2 separate regions of the Mus musculus genome follow, and region 2 is linked to region 1. A link is a loop called in an ENCODE intact Hi-C map of the cell type or tissue named here. Cell type or tissue: left cerebral cortex. All regions are shown on one strand. Each heading gives the region's core, and the rest is flanking DNA. Links, peaks and the distances in the headings are about the cores only.

Evidence for each region. A loop is a pair of places that touch in the nucleus more often than their neighbours do. Peaks named below come from ENCODE experiments on the same cell type or tissue, not always from the same donor. Only the 100,000 strongest peaks of a DNase experiment are listed, where the experiment ranks them.
Region 2: it touches region 1 in a loop (1.8-fold over the local background); 1 of 42 quality-filtered maps calls a loop at or near these places.

What each region holds. Positions count from the first base shown.
Region 1 is chr16:21,687,401-21,693,741 of GRCm38, reverse strand. All of the region lies in intron 1 of 2510009E07Rik (RIKEN cDNA 2510009E07 gene), which reads left to right. Among named protein-coding and RNA genes, the nearest start is that of 2510009E07Rik, 4.1 kb to the left of the region's middle. In left cerebral cortex, for the core only: no CTCF peak of the experiment used is centred there; DNase peaks (open chromatin) are centred at 2,655 and 3,112; H3K4me3 peaks cover 1,381 bases.
Region 2 is chr16:21,521,274-21,527,614 of GRCm38, reverse strand. Vps8 (VPS8 CORVET complex subunit) reads right to left here. Exons shown (of 47, transcript NM_001285893.1): 28 at 5,660-5,731; 29 at 1,119-1,238; 30 at 23-79. Among named protein-coding and RNA genes, the nearest start is that of Vps8, 100 kb to the right of the region's middle. In left cerebral cortex, for the core only: no CTCF peak of the experiment used is centred there; DNase peaks (open chromatin) are centred at 2,043, 2,524, 3,208 and 3,697; H3K27ac peaks cover 2,879 bases.

The DNA of each region.
Region 1 (6,341 bases), core at 854-5,853:
AATAGATTAAACTTAAGTAGCCATTTAATCAGCATTCCACAATTTGATTACTTCATGGCATTTAGCTTAATCCGACTGCTGAATCATTTCTTTTTAGAAACATTCTGAAGTCGGTTTCCATATAATCTTAGATTTGGAGGGCTTTGCCGTGCTTAAGACACATTTTCCAAGTGATCTTCAATCAAACTTTTCCCCCCTGTTATTTAGGAGGATATGGTTTACAAGGAGAGCTACAATATGTAACAAATCTTTATTTGCTTTTAATTGAGAATATTTGAATGTCTTAGTTGAGTTTATAAATTAAAGGATAGAAAATCCTTGCTTTTCCTTATAAATTCAAGGTACCTGGAGAGCGAATATTGATTTTGTTGTTCCTCTGCTGATGAGGACAAACAGGATGTTCTTGCTTCTCGCTGAAAGTGTGGCTTCAGAGTAGGAAATATGAGAGCTAAAGTGTACCTGTTGGATGAATTTAATGGCAGTCTACCTCCTGCAGAAGTCCTGTTCTTACTGTGGGATGCGGATGCGGAGGAGTTAAGATGGCCCCAGTCATTGCCTTTCTTACTTCCCTCTCCAGGTAGAGTTGACTTCTGGGAAGCTTGCGTCTAGTCAGACAGATTGTTCCTCATTAATGAACCTTGATTCTCACAATGTCTTCCTTACAAGGAGATGAAAACGAACTTACCACATTCCTTCATCTGTTCTTACCTTATGAAGTCGAGTGTGTTTTCGGGTGGGTACATGGGTGTGTGCACTCGCATATGAGCCATGACTCACGTGCGGAGGTCAGAGGACAACTTTGTGTAATTTGGGGAACCTATCTTAGGTCATCAGGCTCATGGGGCAAATGCCTTCAACTCACGAAAACGTATTGTTATGTCTCTTCCTACTGTATCTTATACAACAGTCTAATGTTTCAGCCAAATTATGGCTGCCTCAACTCTTTGGATATGCATATTTAAATATACTAAGAATTTCTTGCATATGGGCCATTCTTTCTCTGAATCCCTGGCTATTCTTGAGGGAAGTAGGTTTTCCAAAACAGGTTTGAACTTGGCATGCATTGAGTGGCTGAGGAGAGATGTCCACCATTTTTCCACTGAGACTGTTGTTTTGTCCTGCTTCTGAGCTGCCATTGCCTTCTGTCCTTCCGCTTACAGGATAGCACCCGTGTACCTAACTATCTGGGTGGTTTTGTTCTGAACACATGTGCTGGGGGTAGGTGAGAAGCCCCTGAGTTCTGGGCTGGTCAGTGTGGAGCAAGACACCGCCTCTCATCTTTGAGGTGCTGCTCTGCCCTAGCCCTTCCTATACTTCATCACACCAGGCTAGCTGCTGCCCCCTCAAGCTGAGCTTGCTGTCTGCTAAAGCCACTAAGTAGGCTTTAAAAACTGTGGCAATTGATCCACGCCTTGCCCTTCTCAAAGCTGCATGTGTGGCTTTGGAGACAAGCACTGATCCCTTAGGGACGTCTTCCTGTTACCTTTTATTTGAGCGAGAACAGGTCCGTTTTTCTAAGTCTTATGATTTTAGTCTTGGCTCTTTTATTGGGTGTGCATTGGTTCTGTCTGTTTTCATGTGTATGTTATTCCTCCTGCATTCATGTCATTGTGCCTGTAGTAAACATCCCTCTCTTCACTCTAGTTATTGATAAAGTGTAATGTGACAGGAGAAGGCACCAGAGTCCTGAAGTCTGCCGATGGCCCTGCCCTAGAAGCTGATGGAAGTCATTAAGGAGCACTTGTAAAGGCTGGTTGCCTCATGCACGGTTTTCCATCTTGTGTTGTCATGTCCCTCTGGGTAAATGGCCAACTATAATGCTGCAGTCCCACTAACACAGGGATTGCTGCTGCCTCTTGATCTGTGCTCCGATTATGCGCAATCCTCTTTAAAAAAAAAAGGAATTAGATTGAGCTCAGATAACTCAGATTGGTTTCACAATGTTTTCTCTTTTCTTCTCTAAGAGACCAGAGACTGATTTTAAATAATCTAAATTTAGGAAAGGACTGCCAAATCAGCTAGTTCTTTCTGATCTCTCTCTCTCTCTCTCTGGTATCTGAGGGTATATACATGTATGTAATATCTGTACATAGTATCTGTGTTTACATATGTGTACATGTGTGCATATATGTGTGTGCAGTGTCCATATGTATGTGTAATATATATGTGCATAGTGTGTGCTTGTATGTGAGTGAGGGTATGTGTGTGTAGTGTCTTTTGTGTGTGTGTACATCTGTGTGGATGTGCGATTGTGTATGTGTGGTGCCTCTGTGTATACATATATGTACATAATATTTATGTCTGTACATATCTGTGTGTTGGTGTGTGAGTGAGGGTACGTGTGAGTCCCTATGTCTGTCTCCACTTTCTACCTTGTTTGGGTCAGAGTCTCTGTCATCTGCAGACTGGCTGGTCGGTAGGAATACTAAGGCTGCAGCCACAGGCATCCACACTTGGCTTTGTGGTCTGCAGATCTGAACTTAGGACTTCTCGCTTGCATGGCAAGAACTTTGCTTGCTGAGCCGTGTTCTCAGACCTTCATCTTTCTTGCTGTGCCAAGCTCCCACTCCTTCTCCATGCTTCTTGCACTGGCAGTGGTTCAGGGGTCTCATTCATGAGCAGATGTGGCACTCAAAGCTGCCAGGTGTGCTATTTCTGTCTCCTAACTTGGTCGGGTACCAATTCTTAACACCTTTTTACCAAAATACATTTTTTAAAAAAACTTGAGTAGAATTGGTTAATGTATTTGAGAACCTTATTTTCTGGCAAGATTCTTTTTAATCTGTTGTATAGAGCTTATATATTTTCTCTTCATGAGATGTTACAGAAATAGAATACAATATGAAGAAAGCTTCGTCTAGGACCTAGCAAAATCAAGTAACTTCCCCACAGGCATATAGCTAGTTAGCAATAGAGCTTGTACCTGGATCCAGATGTGCCTGATGCTGGAATAGTGACTCAAAACCAAAACAGAGGGATCTAAAGTTAGTGAGCGGAACCAACAGTTCTTAGGTCCCTTAGAGACAGTGATGGGGAAAGTGTCACTTACAGTGATAATCCAGAGGCATGAGAGCTGTAAAGAGGTCACTGGATTTGGAGAATGAGATTCAAGCGAGGGGTTATGAAAGAGAAAGTGAAGGGAAGGTGTCAGGCAGGGTTGAGTGGGTGTGCACGATGTGATGTAGGTGCCACCAGCAGAACCGAGAGTTGGCTTCATAAAGTCACACAATAGATGAGCTCCGTTTTCATGCAGAACAAATCTCAGCAGTGTCTGTTCCTTTCAGGTTGAAAGCAGTCAGAGTGGCACTTGATGGCACCTAAGATGGTATTAGCATATCTAAAGAAAGACTGTCTAGGAGAGGGATGGAGACAGAGAGACTGAGCTGGAAGTGTTTTTCAGGACCCTGCCTAATGGGTGGTAAGCCTGGTGTTCTAGCAAGGCTATCTGAAATCTGAAACACTTAGATAGTTTAATTCCTATGTATTTGTTTCCTATACAGAGATAAAGAGCTGATTAGAGAATTCTGCTGTTAAAACTTCAGGGCAGATCTGCTTTGTTGGTAAGTTAGCATTGTAGTCTTTGTTAGTCTAGTGTTCTCTTTCCCCACTTCTCTAGGAATCTCAAATAGTTGCTTTTTCATGTCCTCAGGCAATGCCCAGCTGCTTCTCCTGAAGGATAGCTCTGTCATACTTGTTACTGTAGCTACAGGGAATATATTCAACGTGATAGCAAAACATAGCCAGAGAAGAGGGTAGAACAGTTAACTTGTAATTTTTATTTCTTTGTACGATTCAAAGTCCTGACCTTGACTGGTGGTTAAAGAAGAAAAGCCCAGGTGTTAAGGGGAGATTTGGACTGATGTTCTGGGCGAGTCCATTCTGAGTTGACCGAGCTGGAGAAAGTTGATAGGTGTCATCACATCACACTTGTACTCAGGAATGTGTCAACCCCACCAATAGCATAAAATGGGATGCTTATCTACACATGCTGAAGTCTTTCTATATGAGTCTCTGTTAACTCACACACTGCAAACAGAGCAAACTGAGCAATGCTGAGAACAGCAACGTAAACATAAATATTTAGCAGACAGTTTTGATAACGTGTTCAGTTAGTAAAACAACACAAAGAGGATCTTCATTAGGGCCTATGACGTCTGTGCATTCTGACCAGGTTTATAATATATTGTGTGATAAAATACTCTGACAAAAGTGTGGTGGTTTGAATGAGATGTCACCTGTAAGTCTCAGGCATTTGAATACTTGGTCTCCCGTTGGTGGCTGGTAGTTATCTGGGGAGAATCAGAAAGTATGTTACTGGGAGCTGGGCTTTGAGGCTTCAAAGGACACTTGCCATTTTGAGTTAGCTCTCTGAACTTCCTGTTTGTGGTTTGAGATGTGATCTCTGAGCGGCTCCTGCAACCATGCCTTTGCGCAACCATCATGGATGCTAACCTTCTGGAACCATACGCCCAATGGCATGCTTTGTTTTATAAGTTGTCTTTGTCATCGGGCTTCACAGCCACAGGAAAGTAGCTAATACAGAAAGCAACTGAGGCAGGAAGAATTAATTTTAGCTCCCAGTTCATGGCATAGTCTACCACGGCAGGAAAGTCAAAGGAACAGGGGGTTTGAACAGCTGTTCAGATTACATCTAAAATAAGGAGAAAAGAGCAATGAATGCATGTTGTGTGAGGCTCTATTATTTCAAATTTATATAGTTCAGAATCTACACACCAAACAGGGTTCCCACTTAGAGTTAAAATGAGTCTTCCTACATCAATTACTGTAACCGAAATAATCCCCCATAGGCATGTCCAAAGGTCCATCTCTCAGATGATGCTAGATTCTGCCAAGTTGAAAATTAATATCACACAGCACGAGGTATGCGTTCCCTCCCATGGGCCTATAATTCAATTACAATGTGGTTAGTTACTCCATACCTGTCTTGCTGTTATTGTATAGGTGAGCACATCTTGCCTGGCAGGCCAGTATTTTAATACACAGGTTTCACAGCTGGGTAAGACTGTAGATGACTTTTCTCTGACAGCAGCCTACATAGAACCTTCTGGCATTATGAAAGCTAGCTATCAGGGCTAAAGCTTCCATCTCATTTCCAGTGTGATTTGTCTATGTCCTGTATCCAAGATATGTGGTGTCTCACTGTCAAGTTCTTATGATCAAACGAGTTTTGGCAATAACCTGTATTGTTTTGGGGACCTCTTGGGAACTGTTATCAGTTACCTGGCACTGGTAACTTAGGGCTTTTGGGAGAAGCATTATCTACCCGTGCTGTATACTTCCATTTAAACTTTGTTTTCCTTTTTTTTTTTCGAGACAAGGTTTCTCTGTGTAGCTCTGGCTGTCCTGGAACTCACTTTGTAGATCAGGCTGGCCTTGAACTCAGAAATTTGCCTGCCTCTGCCTCCCGAGTGCTGAAATTAAAGGTGTGGTGCCACCACGCCCGGTTAACTTTGTTTTCCTTTTAGTTGCAATTTTGGTTTGTGTACCAGACTGGATCTCTCCATATAACTGTGGTTGTTCTGGAACTTGCTATGTAGAACACGCTGGCTGCAAACTCATCACAATTGGCTTTAAGTTGTATTTTAAGTTAGTTTTCATAATAGGTTTCTCTGTGAGTTTCTCACACATCTTTCTTTTGGCTAACTCTCCCAATCTCTCTTCGTTCCCAGACTCCCATGTCTATACCAACTTCATTATTTCCGCTCTTGGTATTCCTTCCCTGTACCGTGCACTGCATGCGTTCTGATGTCCCCTCTCCCCTGAGGCTTCCTTGCCTAGCCCCCAACAGTGGTCCCTTTCTAGCTTCCTGGCCTCTAAGGTCACGCACGTCAAGGTAAACATACAAATCTAAAATCTGAAATCTAGGGCCTGCATCTGAGTGAAAACATCGAGTTTGTCTTTCCGCACTGTGTGACCTCAGTCAGGGTGATGTTTTTCAGTTCCGTCCATTTTCCTGCAAATTTCATAATTGGTGTCATGTTCCATACACTCATTATCCCCTCACCAGTTGGCGACATCCAGCTTGATTCCATTTCACAGCTATTTTGAGCAGAGCAGCAATGATCAAGATGGGTGAGCGTCTCTAGAGTCGGAAGTGGGATCCTTTAGGCACATTCTCAGAAGTGGTATAGCTGAGTCATATGAGAGCTCTATTTTTAGCTTTTGAGAAACTTCCACACTACTTTCCATAGAGGCTACACAAGTTTACACTCCTGCCAACAGTGAATAAGGATTCCCCCTCTTCCACGTCCTTTCCAGCATTTGCTATCATTTGATTTCTTTTTTTCAACTTAAAGCACTTTAGAGAACACACAAATACT
Region 2 (6,341 bases), core at 771-5,770, 170 kb after region 1:
CACAGTGTTCTAGTGTCCATACCTGCTGTCTTTCAGAGTGGCGGGAGTCATCGTCGGGGCTACAGAGGAACTCGAGGACCTGGCCAAAGGTAACGGGAATGGTTAGCCAGTGCCAGCAGTTCATTCCCACTCACTTGTAACAGACATCTGCACGGACAGCACTGTCCCAGCAGATAGCCTAGTGTGTGCCTATATTTAGCATGTGTCCTATTCAGATTCCTTCACTGTTGAGAAACATAACTGGGAGTACTTCCTTCTGAGTTGCTTGATGCCACGGTCAGTAGGCATGGGCTGCAGTCAGGACATTTGAATCTAAATCCTGTCCTACACATAATAAGTTTCTGTTGGAAAAAAAAAAAAAAAAACTAATCCTGGCTTTAGATGAGTTATTTAACCTTTCTGGGATTTCTTTGAAAAAAAATGAGGATAAATGAACTGACTTCAGAACCTGTGGAAAACTTAGTGAATGCACATGAGGTTTTGCTGGGTGGCAGAATTGCTCAGTACATCGCCTTGTTACCCCTGGCTTCTCCAGACAGAAGGCAGTTCTCACACTGCTTGTGGCATGTAGGGATGCTCTGACTGGGACTGGGAAATGCCTGAAGGAAAGTGATTTCTAAGCAAGCTCAGGAGTTCTCAAAGCAACCTCTTCTCCAGGCAACCAAAGGGTCTTTAGCATCAGAGAAAGAGATTCTTTTTTTTATTTTTAAGATTTACTTTATTTATTATATGTAAATACACTGTAGCTGTCTTTAGACAAGGGAATCAGGTCTTGTTACGGATGGTTGTGAGCCACCATGTGGTTGCTGGGAATTGAACTCAGGGCCTCTGGAAGAGCAATCAGTGCTCTTAACCGCTGACCATCTTTCTAGTCAAGAGATTAAGTTAGCAAACTAATAAGCAAGAAATCCTAAGTAACTTAGAGTAACCAAACAACTACTAAGATAGAATACTGATAGCCACTCCCCCATAATGCTAGGCATTGGGCAAAAATCACATAACCCATTAAAACATCCCTACTTAGATCCCAAGCTTAAACACAGATCCCAGCCGTCTGTCTTGTCTATGAACAGAGAATAGAAGAAAGCAGCTCCAGGTCTCACTGTAAAGTCTCTTACTTGATCAAAGAGGGTCCTGTTCACAAACAAGGTATTGTCAGGCTTTGCGAGCTGACGAGCGAGGAACGTAAAGAGACACCCCACTTGTGACGGGGTAAAATCTGAATTCTCCACCATAACCTGGTGAGCAAAAGAAACTGGTTAGCAATACTCTATCTGGTATGCACACCTATCAATAAGGAAAAAAAAGAATGCTGCTTTGAGCTTAAAAGCCCAATAACCTGACAGTGAAGAAATCCCAGGAAGGAAGTCACTTACAACCACCTTCCTGGCGTGGCTGCTTTCTGTGGAATCTGCAGACAGCCCTGGAGTTGGTGGCTTGTGAATTGACTTTTATAACCATATACAACAGGTTTCCAGTCACAGCCATTCCTCTGGATTAGCTTTGTTTTCCAGATGGACTTATGTCCTAAGTCCCCACGATATGTATGGTGATCTGACAGGGGCCTTTCAGGGAGTTGTGGTGGTAAGCATAGATTGTCAACTTGACAGAATCTAGAATCACCTGGGAGACAGACCTCTGGGCCTGCCTGTAGAGGGTTATCTTGATCATATTAATTGAGTGGAAGAGCTGCCCACCATGGGTGGCACCATCCCCTGGCTAGGATCCTGTCCACAAGAGAGAAGACAACTGAGCAGCAACATTTGGAATCATGAACTAAGAAGGAAGGTGAGTCAGATAAACATCCTAAAATGTGTCATCAGATCATATCGTTATAAAGGCACAAAAACATCACAGAAGCCCAATGTTTAAAAAAAAAAAAGCAACTCACAACAGAATAGCACCTTAGATTCACTGCTACAGAAGAAATCTGTGAGAAAACAAGAAAGAAACAGCTTCTAAGCCAAGCTCTGAAGTCTTAAGTGGAACCTTTGCCAAGGAAACATCAACTGAGAGAAGCAAGAGCAAAGGCGTGTGTGAAGACTGGAAGACAGAGGAGTCTGCCAGGGAAACCCTAAGTTCTACTGGAATGTAGAAGCAGAATGAGGATAAATCAGATGGCAGCTTCAGAAATCTGGAACATCTGACACAGACTGTAGGATGACCAGAGGGGCTGAAATGGAGAGTGGACTGTGATAAGGACTGTACAAGTAGGGGATTACAGGGCCAGGAGACCAACGTGTGAGGGACCGCATGGGCCCAAGGAAGGGGTCCTGACTGCAGCAGTGATGAGAGCCGAAGCCCAGTGCAGAGAGCAGCCGCACAAGTGTTCCTACATGTGGAAAATGTAGCAGACACATTCTGTACATTGTCAGTAGGTGGATAATCCTGCCATTAACAGAGAATGAAGGCAGACATGTGTGGTTGAAGGTTCCGTACTGTCGAGGGCTGGCATGTTGAATTAACCGGGGTAAACTTAGCACAAGAGAGGGTTTAGAATGCACATCCACTGTAAGACTTCCAAGTTCCACCCTTTATCCTCCATTTAGAGACATAAAGTATGAGTCTTTGCCTGCTATAAAGCCTTCCTACTTTGGAAGCCCTCCTGCTTTACTGTGACAGTCAGCACTTGTTAAGTGTGTTGTCATTGCCAAGTTATATTACCAAGAAACACAGCCTTGAGTTACACTTCCAGCTCTGCACTCCCTGTACATGTAAGGTGCCAGCCAGCTCCCTGCACACAATACACATGACCTTCAGAGCTCTCCATGGCTCAGTCTCCGCCCTGCTTGGTGTCCAAGGTCCCTTTTCTAGGATTCCAATCTTAGGGCCCATCTAGTGCTCTTCTGAGCTGTATCCCTTCCTTCTGCCCTGTACACACACCCTGACAAGAGCAGCTCCAGTCACAACTGACTCTTTTGCCCACTCAGTCAATATCTGATTCCATCCTACAACATCTCTATGCTTTCCTCCAAAATATTTCAAAGGCCATGATTACAAAATTTCCTGGATATCACTTAGTCTCAAGTTGTTTTCCCTATGTGTGCAACCATACAGTACATAACAAGCCCATCTACCCCCATCAGTCTACTCTCAACACTCCTGCCAAAGTACACTTCAACACAAGCCTGTCACTGGAAAGCAGAGACCTCTGTTCTCTTCACTGCTCTGAGGCAGTAGGACTGTAACACAGGAAAGAACAGGACCTCCTGACAGTCTGGGGGAGTTACAGAGCTCCAGTCTCTGCATCTGGATCATCCTTCCAGACTAGAATAGATACAAATTCAAATCCCAACTTCACTAATGTATAAATGCTTCTTAAACACCTACCAGATTTCAGGCATGGTAGAGCACACACTCTGGGCATGCTACAATAATCGGGCCTCGGTGGACACAGTAAACACAGTATAACATAATTAATAAAGTTGATATAAAAATGCCATTAGCAGTAATCCTCAGTTTCTACCTTCACGAAGCTCAAGGTGAGACAGGAAAATCTATAAACGTATCTAATACAACGTGTAAGTGCAGATCAAAGCAACTTGAAAATACAAAGGAGCTCTAACCAAAATAGAAGCTTGTGGGAGGATGTAGAAGACGGTCAGCAATCTAGCAGAGAAAGGAGGAAAGAGGCTTGACTGGCTGAAAGAACATAAGTCATGATGATGACACATGGGTGAAGAGAATACAGAATAGCTCATGTGTGGAGGAGGAGGGGGTGGTGAGAAAAAGAATCAGCTACTGAGCAGCCAGAGACTATGAAGTACAGAGGATCTTAGACGTCACATTACATCACTGATGGATATAGCATCAAAGTGGACCAAGCTAGGCCATAGTTCCAGTATGGTTTGTTCCCCCCAAAGGTGTATGAGCTGGAAGCTTGGTTTCTGTGAAAACAGTGCAGTTTGGGTCTAGTTGGCAGAAGCTGTATGCTCGCAGACATCATTGAGGAGATAATGCTGGGCTGTCATAAAGGGCTATGCCTGATCCCTGTATAGAACCTCTCTGACTTTCCCTCACACACACGGACACCATGGTGCCATCCACCACAATATGACAAAGCCAAGGGGACATTTACTGGAAGCCAATCAGGTGAGACTACTCAATTTTAAGGTTTCAGCTTCCAACACTGTATGCTAAATAAACCACTTTTCTGTATAAAGTCCCCAGGTCTATCTTACGGTAAAACTGCACTAACATACACTCAAGTATCTGTTCTTCACTCCTAACTGATAAATAGAACTTTTAATTTTTAGCTGAGCATATGGTAACCCAAAATCCTTTAGTCTCTCTTCATAGCTTTCAAAGTTCTGGATAACATGATATATTTTTTAAATTATTTTACATATATGAATACACTGCCAGTGTCTTCAGACACACCAGAAGAGGGCATCAGATCCCATTACAGATAGTTGTGAGCCACCATGTGGATGCTGGGAATTGAACTCAGGATCTCTGGAAGAGCAGTTAGTGCTCTTAACCACTGAGCCATCACTCCAGCCCTGGATAACATGATATTATAAGCAGCTTTATAGTATACAACTTCAAAGACATTTCCTTAAAGACACATGTCCTTCTGACACTGGCTTGCTAGCTGCGGAGTAACAGCTGAACCATCGGAAACCCTGTGCTAAGTTTAACAATAAAACGAGCTCAGTGCCTGGGGTCTGAGTCTCTCCCCTGGATCAGGTTGCCTACCTCCAGCTTAAAAACCACACATTCCTATCACAGTTAAACTACTGCCATTTTAAGTTATCTCACAGGTTAATTTAATTCTAACTGACCTAGCAGAGAGCTACAGAAAAATACCAGATAGAAAAAAGACAGGGTTACAAATAGGTAGACTATCTGGGAATCGAGGTGGAATTCTTTATATTAACTACCTGGATCTAACTGGTTTTATTTGAGAATTTGAAAATTCTATTCCCATAGCCATCACCTCTTATCTTACAAGGCTCATAAATAGCTGAGCTGAGATGATTTATGTACTGTGCTCTGCATAGTACAAAGAATACTATAGATGCGACTTGCTTACGCTACATATAACTAGAGGATATTTTCACTCCAGCTTCTTGACCAAAGAATCTAAAAGGAAGTAGCCTCCTTTTTATGGGCTGATGAAAAGTGACAACCGAAATCCTCTGAAGAGCAGTGCCAACACAAAGGACAGGGGCTGGTCTGTCTCTGCACACGCTTACAGCAACAGCGTGGATCCTAAAATAAGTCTTTCCTGACTCTGAAGCTGGACTGGGACAGTCCTCAAATCATCTTTATGTGTCACCCATCATCCCAATCAATGCCACAGCAGAACATGGCATGGCCATAGTAACCAAATGAGCCTGGGAAGGACAGAGATTGCTGGCATGAATTACTTCTTAAGCTGTCTCTATTATTGCACACAATCATACTAATAAAGCAATCGTCACATTGAGCACTTCTCAAGTCTTGCAACCTGTATCCAAGCATCCAGGTTAGGCTTAACACTAGGACACATCGTTAATATTTCATTCACCGCTGGAGGACCAAACCCCATAATATAATACTAGTGCTACAACAAATGGCTCCATTAAACAAGTTATTTCAAATCCTACTCTAAAAATTTCAATTAGCTTAATATAGCACCAATCAATAGAAAGACATGCACTCTTTGAATGCTTACCTTCAATAAAATATCCACAATGCGCTGCTGGTATTCCACAGCTTGCTTATCATTTTTAAAGTCTTCAAAGGTCTAAATAGTGAAAGAAAAAACTTAAGTAACTGTTATTTGCTAATTTTAGGAGGAAACAAATTACTAGATCTCCTTGTCTTTAGCAGAACTGACTTTATTTCCTTTTATAAAATAACACCTAGATGATCATTAAAGCATTTGTGAAATAAAATGACAAATGTCCATATTCTAATTTTTAAGGAATATTATCTACTAATATTCTTCATTTCAGATACATTTTGTGAAGAAAATACGCATTCAGAACGTTATCCCCACCATACACACACACATATACATATGGGGAGGGGGTGTTATCCATGTGTACAGGTCCTTCAGAGACCAGAGCTACTAGGTCCTGGAGTTGGAGTTACAGGTGGTTGTTAGCCACCTGACATAGGTGTGAGAATTAAACTTGGGTCCTCTAGAAGAATAGTAAAAGCTCTTAACCACTGAGCCATCTCTCCAGCCCCCTTTCCTCTTCTTAAGACTATTTTATGTGTGAGTGTTTTGCCTATACACATGTATGTTTATCATATCTGCCTAGTACCAGTAGCAGCCAGAAAAGGACAGCAGATCTCCTGTAACAGGAGCCACAGATGGCTGTGAGCTGCCATATTGTTGCTAGGAATGG